Linked DNA regions of Mus musculus: all the other regions are linked to region 1. Evidence: chromatin contacts called from ENCODE Hi-C or POLR2A ChIA-PET data. All regions are on one chromosome and are shown on one strand. Each heading gives the region's core, a stretch centred on a gene start or an enhancer-like site at or near the end of the contact. The rest is flanking DNA. Distances are from core to core; before and after follow the strand shown.

What was found. A loop is a pair of places that touch in the nucleus more often than their neighbours do. ChIA-PET counts read pairs that join two places held with the same protein, here RNA polymerase II (POLR2A).
Region 2: a map of heart shows a loop between it and region 1 (4-fold over the local background). The contact joins the promoter of Dnaaf5 here to the promoter of Sun1 in region 1. A Hi-C loop is called at or near these places in 2 of 37 maps with a recorded cell type or tissue (heart and left cerebral cortex). POLR2A ChIA-PET finds 5 or more read pairs at or near these places in 4 of 5 experiments (Patski and embryonic stem cell).
Region 3: a loop to region 1 is called in a map of left cerebral cortex, with 6 times the contacts of the local background. The contact joins the promoter of Get4 here to the promoter of Sun1 in region 1. A Hi-C loop is called at or near these places in 16 of 37 maps with a recorded cell type or tissue (CH12.LX, T-helper 1 cell, T-helper 2 cell and 6 more). POLR2A ChIA-PET finds 5 or more read pairs at or near these places in 3 of 5 experiments (Patski and embryonic stem cell).

The regions. Positions count from the first base shown.
Region 1 is chr5:139,198,617-139,202,713 of GRCm38, forward strand. It overlaps Sun1 (Sad1 and UNC84 domain containing 1), which reads left to right and starts at 2,021. Exons shown (of 23, transcript NM_024451.2): 1 at 2,021-2,083.
Region 2 is chr5:139,148,145-139,152,241 of GRCm38, forward strand. Dnaaf5 (dynein, axonemal assembly factor 5) reads left to right here and starts at 2,091. Exons shown (of 13, transcript NM_001081265.2): 1 at 2,091-2,691; 2 at 3,339-3,523. The coding sequence starts at 2,103. It also overlaps a transcript of Prkar1b not described here.
Region 3 is chr5:139,249,936-139,254,032 of GRCm38, forward strand. It overlaps Get4 (golgi to ER traffic protein 4), which reads left to right and starts at 2,389. Exons shown (of 9, transcript NM_026269.2): 1 at 2,389-2,684. The coding sequence starts at 2,530.

The DNA.
Region 1 (4,097 bases), core at 771-3,270:
AGCCATATGTAACTCAAGCTCTGGGGATCCGATACTTCTTCTGACCTGTGTGGACACCAGGCACACACATACACAATGCAAACAAACACTTATACACATAAAATTAAAAAAAAAAAACAAGTCAAATTAAAAAAGACAAAACCGCTAAATATCCACAAAGACATCTACCTCTGAATGCACAGAAAGCTTTAATCACAACAGTTCTAACTGACAAAATCCAAATGTCCAGCAGCTGGCCCAGGCTTCAGCAAACAATGGGCTCTCTGGCCTGCGGAGCCAGCCAGCTGCCCTGCCAAATCCACCCACTTGACTAATAGTGGACTTCAATGTTTGCCACAAATATCCATGTGGCTCGAAAGCCTCTAACATTTATTACAGAAAAGTCTCTCAACTTGCCAGTGGAAAAAATCAACATATTGTCAAACGCTTGCCATATAAGGAGGTGAGTGTGTGCATCCTGAGTGACTATCACAAGCTGCAGCAGCAGGCTATGTGGGCACATGCCTGTAATCCCAGCACTGGGCTGGAAAGAGAGGCATCCCAAGCCATCAATGGCAACAGACCCTGTCTGTGTGTAGATGTGTGCACATGCATGTGCCTTCACTAGTGTCTTTCCTTAGGAACCACCATCCACCTTGTTTTCTGAGACAGGATCTCTCATTGGGTTGGTTCCCATCAAGTTAAGTTAGTTTGGTGGCCAGCAAGCTCCAGGGATTCCAGTCTCTGCTTTCCAGCACTGAGATGACAAACATACAGCACTAGGCTTTTGGTTTTTTTAAATTCGTATTCTGAGATTGAATTCAGGTCTTTACGCTTACAGTGCAAACATTTTACTAACTAATCCATCTTCCCAGCTCCAGACCCTTTCTAAAAAGTGTAAAACCAGCCAGGCATGGTGGTAAGTGCTACTGGTCCCAGTGGAGGCAGGCAGAGCTACATAGCAAGTTCCAGGGCAGCCAGGACTACATGGAGACCCTCTCTAAAAAAAAAAAAAAAAAAAATTAATTAATTTTTTTAAAATGTAAAAGCCAAGGTCTGGAAGGATGGCTCAGCCATTAAGAGCACTTGCTGGTCATTCGGGGACTGTAGTTTGGTTGCCAGCATCCCCTTTTGGCAGCTCTGGGGCATTTGAGACCTTTGTAGGCACACACACACACACACACACACACACACACACACACACATTCATCATCCACTTAAACAGACATACACACAAACACACTTTTAGAAAAGAGTGAAAGCTAGCCAGCTGCCTGTGGCATATGGTAGTAATCTCAGTGCTTGGGAGGATAAAGCAGGAGGATTGTGGCAAACTGGAGGTCAGTCAGGGCTATGTCGTGAATTCTAGGCCACAGTGAGACAGTTAAAAAAGGAAAAACCAAGAGGGGCGTGGTGGCACACGCCTGTAAGTCCTGCTTCGCAGAGGCTGGCTTATCTCTGCGAGTTCAACGCCAGTCTGGTCTACAGTAGAGTTTTAGGGCAGTCAAGGTTACAGAATAAAACCCTGCCTATAAACAAAACAAATGCAATTCAAGGTTTTGCAAAACTGCGCAAGTGAGAGAGGGCCTGGTGGGTGGAGTCCCCAGGAGAAAAGGCTCTGGCTTCCAGCCCGCAGGGCAGGGCAGGGCAGGGCGTCGGAGGTTTCCTGCAAACGCTACGCGGGGACAACTGAGAAGAGGATGTGTTTGGGAGCCCACTGCTCCTTCAGCAGGAGTCGGATCTTCTGGGCCCACTGAAGCCCTGCCTGGAACTCAGCGCGCGCGTGCGCCTCTGCACAGAATCCTAATTCTAACGCCACCGGAGAGGAGCAGCCTCCCTAGGTGCGGCCCCTCAAGTCCCAGCGCGCCCGCTCCGCCCACTGACGCCACACGTCCCGCCCTTTCCCCGCCCCCCGCAGGGCCGTGGCGGGTCAGCGGCCTCCCCATTGGCCTGGAGCTTCAGCAGGCGCGCTTGGGATTGACGGACGTTCGCGTCGCTCCCGCCTCCGATCCCGGCGCGGCGCGCGATTGGCTGTAGATGTGGGGAGTCTTCGGTCCCGGGCCTGGGCGGTGCGGACGAGGCCTGAGGCGGCGGCGCGAGGCAGGTGAGCTGCGGCCAGCGGGCTGTAGGGGACGAGTAGGCGGGTGGGCGCTGCGGACTCCTCTCGGGTACTAGGGACTGTCTCAGGGCGGGCCGGGATGTAGGTTGCAGGGATGGCCCCAAGTGGGAACCGCCAACTGGCCACGACGCGCGTGACGCCCTTCGCGTTGCCAGGCCGCGCGCGCCCCGGCGCCCTGAGTCCAGTTGTCTCGTGTGCCCGGGCACTCTGGTTCCCCTTCGCCCCGGACCCCTGCGTGTTGGGTTCCGGGGTCTCCTGCCACCCGTCGAGGCGCACCCACGCAGGCGCCATCCCCGGGGCGCTCCCTTCTGGGGCACAGGTGTTGTAGGTGCGGCGATGGGCGCGGGCCCGGTAGCGAGTCCCTGGCCTGCACACCCTGCCACCAGCTTGTTATCCCGTGTTAGTTGCCTTCGCCCCCAGCCCGGCACGCAGGACGGTACCAAAGCTGGCCCGCTGGAGCTTTTTTGGATGCAGCCGGGGGGACCCGATGCAGTCAGCCCGGCGAACTTTGGTGCTCCCCGCTGTGTAGAGTGAAGTGTAGTCCTGCGGTGTGCGCTTCGCGCCTCCTGGACCAAATACTAATTAGATTTTACCATTCCGTCCATTGCACCGGTGTCGAATTTTAACCTGACTGTTCATACATTTTAGATCTCTCCTAAGGTCTTTTCTTTTTTCTTTCTGCGTCCCAACCTCATGTTCCTTTTCGGTCCTTTGTTTGTGTCAGGAGACAGGGTCTCATTTACGTACTTCTGACTGTCTCGGCTGTGTAGACCAGGCTGGTCTCACAAAGATCCAGACTGTGTCTGCTTCCTAAGTGCTGGGGTAAAAGGGATGTGTGCAACTAAGCTGGCATCTTGAAACAGGTCCTCAGATAGCCCAGGCCCGCCTAGAATTGACTATATAGTAGAAGATGATCTTGAGTTCCTAACCCTCTTGCTTCCACGTACCTAGGATTAGATCACAGGTGTGCACAGCCCTGTGGGTCCAGCCCTGGGTATGTTCTTGAGCAGAGTTGCAGTAATTTCTGGTTCTTCTCTCTTTTGGTTTCCTCGGCCAGGCCAGTCTTGAACTCTTTGCTTTTTCGAGACAGGGTTTCTCTATACAGCTCTGGTGATCCTGGAACACCCAGAGATCCACCTGCCTCTGAACCCAAGTGCTGGGATTGAAGGCGTGTGCCACCACTGCCCGGCTCAGGCCGGCACTTTTATAGCGTGCAGGCTGTGGAGAACTCTACCCAGGCTGTGGGGACTGGGCATGAGTCTATGCTCTAGTCACCAGAGGGTCTGATAGGATCGTCTGCCCTACCTTTTTGGTCGTTAGGTTTTTGTTGGGGGTAGGTCTTTGGTAGCTCCAGCAGGCTCTTAGTTGCAATCTGGGTGCTGTGCTTCCAGCTCCCCAGTGCTGGGGTCACAGGTGTGTGGTCCCATGTCCTCACTGGAGAGTTGGGCCAGAGATTTGGAGAGGTACTTTTTATTTCCCGAAGGTTGGCGGCCTCAGTTTATTTATTTACCCTTTGTTTTTCCTGGGAGAGAGCAGAAAGGGGATGAATGTGAAAGCCAGCTGCTGTGTGTGCTTGCGTGCGTGCATGCGTGGGTGGGTGGGTGACTCCCCTTTTAACTGTATACAGCGTTATGCAACTATCACCATTATCTAGTTCCACGGCTTTTCACCACCTTAAAGGTAAAGCCAGAGCCCACCCGCTTTCCTCCTCCCTGTCCGTTAGCTTCTGCTTACAGCCTGTGTGTGCGCCTGTTCTAGTTAACTCATTTAAGGCTCATCCGTGCTGTGTAGCATGTGCCCCTACTCTATTACTTTCTGTGGCTGAATTGTTTCCCACTGTATGGACCTATTAAATATTTAACAAATACTTTCTATCACATTTTATTCACATGAATGTTTGCTGAGGTCAGGGGACAATTTACTGGAGTCACTTGTTTCCTTCGCCTGTGTAACTCCTGGGGGGGACTAAACTCAGGTCATCAAGTGTGGTCGCAGTCAC
Region 2 (4,097 bases), core at 841-3,340, 50 kb before region 1:
CTGTGGACTGGAACACGGGTTAAAGTCTCTGCCTGGCATTGTTCTAGGTCTCTCCTGCCACTGGCCAGAGAGAGGGGATTCCCAGAAGACTTGCCCTGTATCTCTTGGCCATCGTGTTGGCCTCTCTGGGGCCCTGGCTCAGAAATCAAAGAAAAAGGAAACATAGCCCAAGTTCTGAGTTCCGGGCCAGTGTAGTTATTTTCAACTCTCAAGTCCTTTTCCTACTGGGTGTTGCTTGTGGGGTATTGAGCTGTATTTAGATGGAGGGAACAGGAAAGGCAAACTCATTACTGCTCACAGGACCTACAGGCCATCCCTGCTGGCCCATCCCAACCTTCACAGCAGCCACAGGCATCCTTAAAAGTGCAGACTTAGCTTTCAGTGTTCCACGTAAAGCATCTTCCTTGGCTCCCTGCAGAGAGACAAAGGCTATCCTGGCTGTCCTGCACATCCCCTTGTTCCCTACAAGACACTTCTCCTTCCCCTAAGAGGTCCCCTGGCCACAGACAAGCACCGTCAGCTTCAGCTGCCACGGCCGGCCACAACCCTCACATACTGGGATGCTGGGCTAAGATGAAGTTGGAAGGGCTGCTTCCCTGGGCTTGCCGTCTGCCCACCTAACATTCACAAAGCCTTTTCACGGCTTGCACATCTATGCCAAATTCCCCTTATGAGGATAGCAGCTAGCCCCAATATCTCAATCTTGACATCTGCAAAGATCCTACCTCCAGACACTCACACTCTGATGGACTAGGCTTAAGACTTTGACATACGAGTCCATGACACCTCTAACACCAAGCCTTTGCTTGGCCAGTCACCTCTCTTCACAACTCTTTTGCCACCCTAAGCAATTTTACATGGTTCCCCTAAAGCTTCCACGCCACATTCAAAACACCTAAGGGTTCACACCAATTTCCCACAAAACTAATGTCAACAACAAAAAAAGGCCAAATTTGTTACAAAACCCAACCCCTAACATTATAAGCCTGTTCTCAGATGTGACTCGTTTGGATGCCCAAGTCATGCAGCACTGAGTCAGGCCTAGGAAGTGCCCAGTGGGGGGTCCTGACCACTGACAATACCATCTCTGACCCCCTAAAAAAACACTTCCAGCCATCGAGCATACCTCATGTCTAAACTGAGGTCAGACCGTGTGGCAGATTCACACTTGACTTCTTCATGACCTCTGAGGAACCCAGTAAGGATCAGCCATATCTACACCATTAGAAAGAACCTCAGCTTAAGCTGCCCCTGAGGAAAGGAACCTGAAGGTGCAGGCTTGCAGAAGCTTGGCCACTCAGGCCAAGTTCCAGACTCAGGCACAGGACAGCCCCACTCTTGGCCTCGCCCCTAGCCATTTGCCACGCCCTAAGGCCTGCGTCCCACCTGTCAGCCCTTGTCTCAGGCACCTCAATCCTCACGCTTCACCTTACTCAGACCCCCACCCCTCCCTCGAGCTTTATGTCCCTTCCCCAAACCTGCACCCCACCTATTATTGAAACTTGTCAGCCAGCTGCGCGGCCCATGCCCCGCCCACCTACCCCCCCATCCAACCCACTACTCCTTGCCCCGCCTCCTTCCCGTAGACCCTTATTCTTCGCCCCGCCCACAAAACCAGGGCTCCGCCTGCCACCTCCTGCAATGCTCCCGAAGTCCACACCCCGCCTATTTGGTTCTTTCCCCTCCCATTATCCCTTATTCCCCTCTCTTTACACTAAGCCCCTACCCAAGAGGCCCGTGTCCCGCCTACCAACCCCCTCGTACCGCCCACTACCTCTTTCGCCCAAGGCCCTTGCCGAGCTTGCTGTCTTCTGCCTCGCCCTCAAGGTTCGCGCCCCACCCCAGACTCCCGGACCTAGCCAATTACACTTGCTTCTCTTAGCCTCTCTCGTCCTCCTGCCCGTCACTCCGCCCTCTAAGCCCTTTGCCCGCCCACTTCCCTGGCCCCGCCTCTCCCTTACTCCCTGCCCCTCCCCCAGCATCACTCCTAAGGGGCGCACACTCAGCCTCGAGCAACCCAGGCAGCCGGAAGTCTTGCCGTAAAGCGTGCTCGGACCATCGTACTAGCGCCGGTTCCCTTGGAGACAGGCAACGCGCTCAAGATGGCGGCGCCGGCGGAGGCGGAGGTGGCCGCGGCCCCGGGCTTAACCGAGGCGGCTGAAGCCGCGGAACTGACCCGCGCGCTAAGCCGCCTGCTACCGGGGCTGGAGACGGAAAGTAAGCTGGGGCGGCGGCGCGCTCTGGAGGCTCTGGAGCAGGTACTGGAAGAGGCGGTGCGGCCCGGCGCGGATTCCGCGGCCTTCCAGGGCCCCTGGGCCCGTCTGCTGCTGCCGCGCCTGCTGCGGCTTCTAAGCGATCCGGCCGAGGGCTGCCGCGCGCTGGCCGCTCACCTGCTCGACCTTGGCCTGCGCCGCGCCGCGCGGCCCCGCGACGCTCTGCCGCGTCTGCTGCCGGCGCTCAGCGCACGCCTGGCCCGACCTGAACTCGCGCGGCCGCCGCCGGAGCCCTGCGAGGAGCTGCGTCTCGCCCTCGTGCAGCTGCTCCACCTCGCCGTAGACCTGGGCGGCGCCGCGCTCGCGCCCCACCTGGACGACGCCGTGCGCGCCTTGCGGGCCGCGCTGCTCGACCCCTTCGCTGCGGTGCGCCGGGAGGGCTGCGAGTGCGCAGCCGCTCTGGCCCGTGCCACTCCGGGTGAGCGTCCTATCCGCTTCCCTGGTTACCTAGATGTCCAGAAACTGAACTAAAGTGGGCTGGTTCCTTCGTAAGGTCATTTCCGATGGGAGGGGGCACGAGACAAGAGATCTCACCATGTAGCCCTGGCTGGTGTCAAACATAACGCTGCTTCTACTTCAGCCTAAAGTGCTAGACTCTCAGACCTGTGTCACACCCATTTCATGATCATTTTTATGCTGGGTTATGGGACTCATGTGGGAAAGGACAACTCAACTCAGTTTCTTTACTCCAGTGTCTTCTCTGTCTCTGACACGGGTCACTAACTTCCTGGATGAAGGGAGGCTGCTTCTCGTTTATTTCTACCCTCTATCTACAGCCCTGCTTGATCAGGGCTTTTTCCCTTTTTTCCTTCTAGACTAGAGTTTGGAAAAGTTAAGAGGCCCTACCTAGTGTTTAAAGTCTTCCCGGGGGTAGGGGGGAGCCAACTTTGTGAAATAGGTGTATATATCCCTCCGGATGCCTGGAGCATAAGCAGCTCCCAGCACCATTGGAGAGAAAAAGTGGGAGCTGAGGCTAGCAGAGGCCAGAGGAAGGTTTGATGGTAGCCACAGAACAGGGCCCCATGCAGCTGTATCGCATAACCAGCAGCCTCCCTAATCCCACAGAGCACTTCCACATGCAATCGGAGTCCTTGATAGGCCCCCTGATGCAGACCATCTCCCACCAGCACTGGAAGGTCCGGGTAGCCGTTATCGAAGCCACGGGCACTGTGATCCAGTTTGGCAGTGGGAACTCGGTGGATGATGTCCTTTCCCACTTTGCTCAAAGACTCTTCGATGACGTCCCTCAGGTACTGGGAGTTTTCTGCTTGACAGTCCTGAAACCATGTGCTTCTGTTAATAGAAGTGTCCTCATGTGCTCATCCACTGAGAGAATTTCAGTGCAGGGCCTAGTGCTTAGGGCCTTGCCGGGAAGGACAGAACGGAAGTGGAAGTCCGGTGCTGGGGTGGTCTCCATGCTGGTGGGGGGCAGACAGGAGCCCTCCAGATGTAGACAGAGCACTCACTGGCTTTCAGAGCACAGGCCTGTCTCAGACCTTAGACTGTTGTGGCTTATGGTAATGTCCCCTAAAGAGAAAGGACTGGTGGTAGGCAGGCTCTGTCTCCAAGGGAGGAAACAAGTGAAGGGGGAGCACATGACCCTGGCTAGGTGGGAGGAGGAGAAGCGGGCAGCATGCTCCAGAAAAACCGAAAGCTGTCTCCATCACAGTCAGACCCTCCACACAGTAACAAGTTGTGTCCCCTCCCTTTGATGACCGTGTTGGCCTGAGTGTATCAGGACCCTCCTGCTTCCGCACTTGCGTCACTTGTGCAGGTGCCCAGCCTGCATGTCCTGCCCCATCCTGCTATAGGCTCGCAGCCCAT
Region 3 (4,097 bases), core at 1,139-3,638, 52 kb after region 1:
CTCAAGCCTCCGCCAGCCTCTTCCTGCTTAGAGGAATCCGCTCAGAGACATTCCAGTCAGGCTCAAAGGAAGTGGGCCCAGAGGCTTTGGGTCTGGATGTGGTCACAAGGCCCTGAGCTCAGCTTCCAGAGCCAGAGCACCTTTCTACTACAGCCTGCCGAATATATTTTTGGAGCATTTTTCATACCTTTTAACAGCTCTGGTTCCTACCATGTATACAGAAGTGTCACGTTGATTTAAGCATCCTCAGTTCATAGGCTTTCCTTTACTTTTTTTCCCTCTCACCCTAAGACAAGGTTTCTCTGTTTAACCCTGGCTCTTATATCTTAGAACTCACTCTGTAGACCAGGCTGGACTCGACGTCCAATCTGCTTGCCTCTGCCTGAGTGCTGAGCCCACACCATGCAGCTGTTTCTCTGTCTCTTTCTCTCTCTCTCTTTTTAAAGATTAATTTTATGTATATGAGTACACTGTAGCTGTCTTTAGACACACCAAAAGAGGGCATCAGATCCCATTACAGAAAGTTGTGAGTCACCATGTGGTTGCTGGGAATTGGACTCAAGACCTCTGGGAGAGCAGTAGGTGCTCTTAACCACTGAGCCATCTTTCCAGCCCCTAGCTGTTTCTGTTTTAAAGAGAAGCCTGTTACTAGGGCTTTGCTCTCTTGAGGACCTGCTAAACATCTTGAGAGAATTCCAGCCAGGAGGGTAGTGCTCACCTTTAATCCCAGCACTCAGGAGGCAAAGGCAGGTGGACCACTGTAAGTTCAAGACTAGACTGTTCTACATAGCAAGTTGCAGAACACTCAAACAGAGCAATATAATAGGCCCTATCTAGGAGGGGAAAAAGTTCCAAAAAGAATTTATGACAAACTGTACTACACTGTCCCATCCAGACAAGTCATCCCCTGGTCGGACACTCATGCAGCATGAATCACTTGCCCCTTTGTTACTAGGTGTCTGGATCATCAGGTAGAATGCTGTATCCAAGTGGTCCTTCCTTATGTGGTAGTGCCCACAGAGCATCATCCCTCTTCACAGAAGGGTGAGCACGGTACTGTCAGAGTGTTGGGAACCAGCAAAAGACATTTATTCTAAGTACTACCATCTTGTTTTCAGGCTCCATTTAATCATATCAAGAAACCAAGCTCCCAGGCCCTAGGGGAGCTAGGGACTTCCCAATAGCTTACTTTGAACAGCTTCTGTTGTAAGGAAATAGTTGTCTTGAGTCCAGACATCTCGAGGACAACTTCATCTTGCTGGCAGGGTCAAACTAATGTTTATGTTTCCAGGCCTAGGAACCAACCTATCCTGATACAGTGGGAACGCCCTTGTCCAACCCCTTACGACGGATTATGATTAGACAGTGCTACAGCCTGCCCACCCACCTCCCCCTTTCTCTATATTTTCATCCTTTAGGCTGTACAGTATTCCCTCAGGGTTTTACTTCAGCTTCATCTGCTCTGCGGCCCTGACCAATAGCGGCTTGATTACCTGCGTTGACCTGGTGTCTTGAGTTATGTTGGTTTTAGGTTGGATTTAAGCGGACCCCACAGCAAGAGATCATGTTTACAGACTCCTTAATCTGTTACCATGCTTTCTGCTTGCACATGGGTGTGGTGCAGAAAATGCTAGTCCAGCTGGCCCGGGTGCAGGCATAAAAAGTAGGTAAGTTGAGGCAGGAGAGTCACAAGTTCAAGGGCCAGAGTAAATGGAAGGCTGAGAGTGTGTAGCTGACAGAAATGAACGCCCTGAACTTCATCTCCAGCATCCAAACTCATTATTTAAGGATATGTGTAGGGTTTTGTAACCTGAGTTTTGGATGCTGTCAGAGGACAACTCTGACCCTGGCCAGCACCTCCCATCCTCCCCCAATTAATCATGACCTTCCTCCCTTCTCTGCTGTCACCTGCTCCAACCACAGCCAGGTCTTCTTGGAGACATTACAGGTTCTAGCCTGAGCATACTGCCCTGTCCCAGATGTCACTAAGGATGACTGCCACCTGGAGGGGCACTCCCCGGGCAGGTGTGAGACAGGTCAAAGCTTCTAAAATGTGTCTGGTTCATCCATGCGCTAAGGGTAACTTCAGGGGGCGCGCGAATAAGACGCCTCATCGCTGAGTCTTCTGCCTCAGTTTACTTGCGCAGCCTACGTGGCTGATTACATTGTGCAGTGATGACACTAAGCTGGGGACAGCTCAGCGTGTAGTCCCGCCCAAGACCTCGGTCCCGCCCACTCTCGCAAGACTACAAACAAGTTCCCGCGATAGTCTGAGAGCCCCACCCCGTCGGCTTTTCCTGGCCTGTGTTCTCAGGGTCCTTCTCAGACCCCCCCTCAGGGGCGTGTCCTCGCGCGGCTCCCGCGATCCCGGCAGGCTCCGCCTCGATCACGTGCGGCCCGCGGCGCGCCCGCCCTCGCACGGCTCCTCGCGGCCACCGTAGAAGGAGTGCGGCGGCCGCAGGGACGGAAGCCGGGAGGCGCCGCCGACCGCGCCTGCGACAGCGTCAGCTCTGCGCGGAACGCCGGCCCATGGCGGCGGCGGCGGCGATGGCAGAGCAGGAGGGCGCCCGCAACGGCGCCCGCAACCGCGGCGGCGTCCAGCGCGTGGAGGGCAAGCTGCGTGCTAGCGTCGAGAAGGGCGACTACTACGAGGCGCACCAGATGTACCGGACCCTCTTCTTCAGGTGGGCGCGGGTGGCGGCTTAGCGCCGAGGCCCCACCTCCGCTGTTGCTCATTGGCTGCGCTGCGGCGCCCCGCACCCTCATTGGTTTATGCGGCTGCCTGTCGCGGAGCAGAGCGGGGGCGGCGGGCTTGTACTACTCGGCAGGGCCTCCTCTTCTCTGCCTGGTTCCCCCTCCTCCTCTCTCGGCCTCGTCTTTCTGAGTCCCTGCCTTACTCTCAGAGCTGCCCTTCCCCCGTCCTTCCTTCCTTCCTTTTCCCAGGCCTCCTTCCCCAGCCAACTTCTTCTCAGGCCTCCCCTTCCCTGGACTCAGTTTTATCACTAGCCTCTCTCCTCTTCACTTAGGCCTCCTCCCTCTTACAGGCCTCTCTTCCCGCCACTCCTTCTCTATCACACCCTCTTCCTCGCCTGGCCTCCCTTTCTCTGAAGGCTTCCGCTGGTTGGCGAGTCCTGTTGTCAGAGTAGTCTCACCTAGTCCTCCCTTCTGTGGCCAGTGATTGGAATTGCACAGCCGGCTAAAGTGTGGTCAGATGCTGACACCGTGGGCCAGCCTGTGGCCATCTGTATTCCTGCCTCTGTGCATCTGCCAGCTGATAATTCCTACGTAGAACTTTATTCCTGACTACAGGACATCAGCATTTCTGCTCCATGTCCGTAGTGTGGGTTTGGCCCCTGTGCCCCTTAGACCTACTTTTCGTTTTAAAATACGTTTTGTTTTAGGGCAATTTTAGGCCTTCAGTAAAAGGAGTGGAAAGTGGTTATCTTGTACCAGTTGCACATTATCATCCACCCATTACTGTCACCTAGGGCCCACGTGCTGTGGAACTCCTCCTACAGTCACTCCCTCTAGCTTGATCTGAGCACGGTGTGTTCTGTGGGCTGGATAAAGCTGCCATGACAGTGGATGACACTGTACACAGTGGCCTCACTGCCTTGAAGCCCTGTTGGGGGCTGAAGAATCAGTGCTCTGGGAACCCTCTGGCTCGTGAGTGATACTTGTTTACATCTGAGGACAATTCCCACTTCCCACATGCCCAGATTGAGCCTGGCAAGTAGCCAGGTGGACATGGGAGGGAGGGGCATGGTTAAGGCCACACGCAGTAGTTAGCAAGCCATCAGGGACCAGCCTTGCAGTATTTCCCTCCGTAAGTGCTCAGTCCAGGGGGTTGGCAGGTGTGGGATGAGCCTTGGCGTCCTTGGTGTCAAAGACTTCCTGTTTTCTTTACCTATTGGGCGCCCTGGATTTGGAGCAGCGGGGTTTAGTCAGCTTATCGAAACATTAGCCCTTGCTCTAATCACAGGTTACCTGAAGGGCAGCCTTGTTGGGGAATTTTTCTGTAAACTAGACACTATAAATACAAACCAGTCTGGCGACATCTAGTTTCATCACAGTGTCCCTAGTGCCTTTAAAAACAA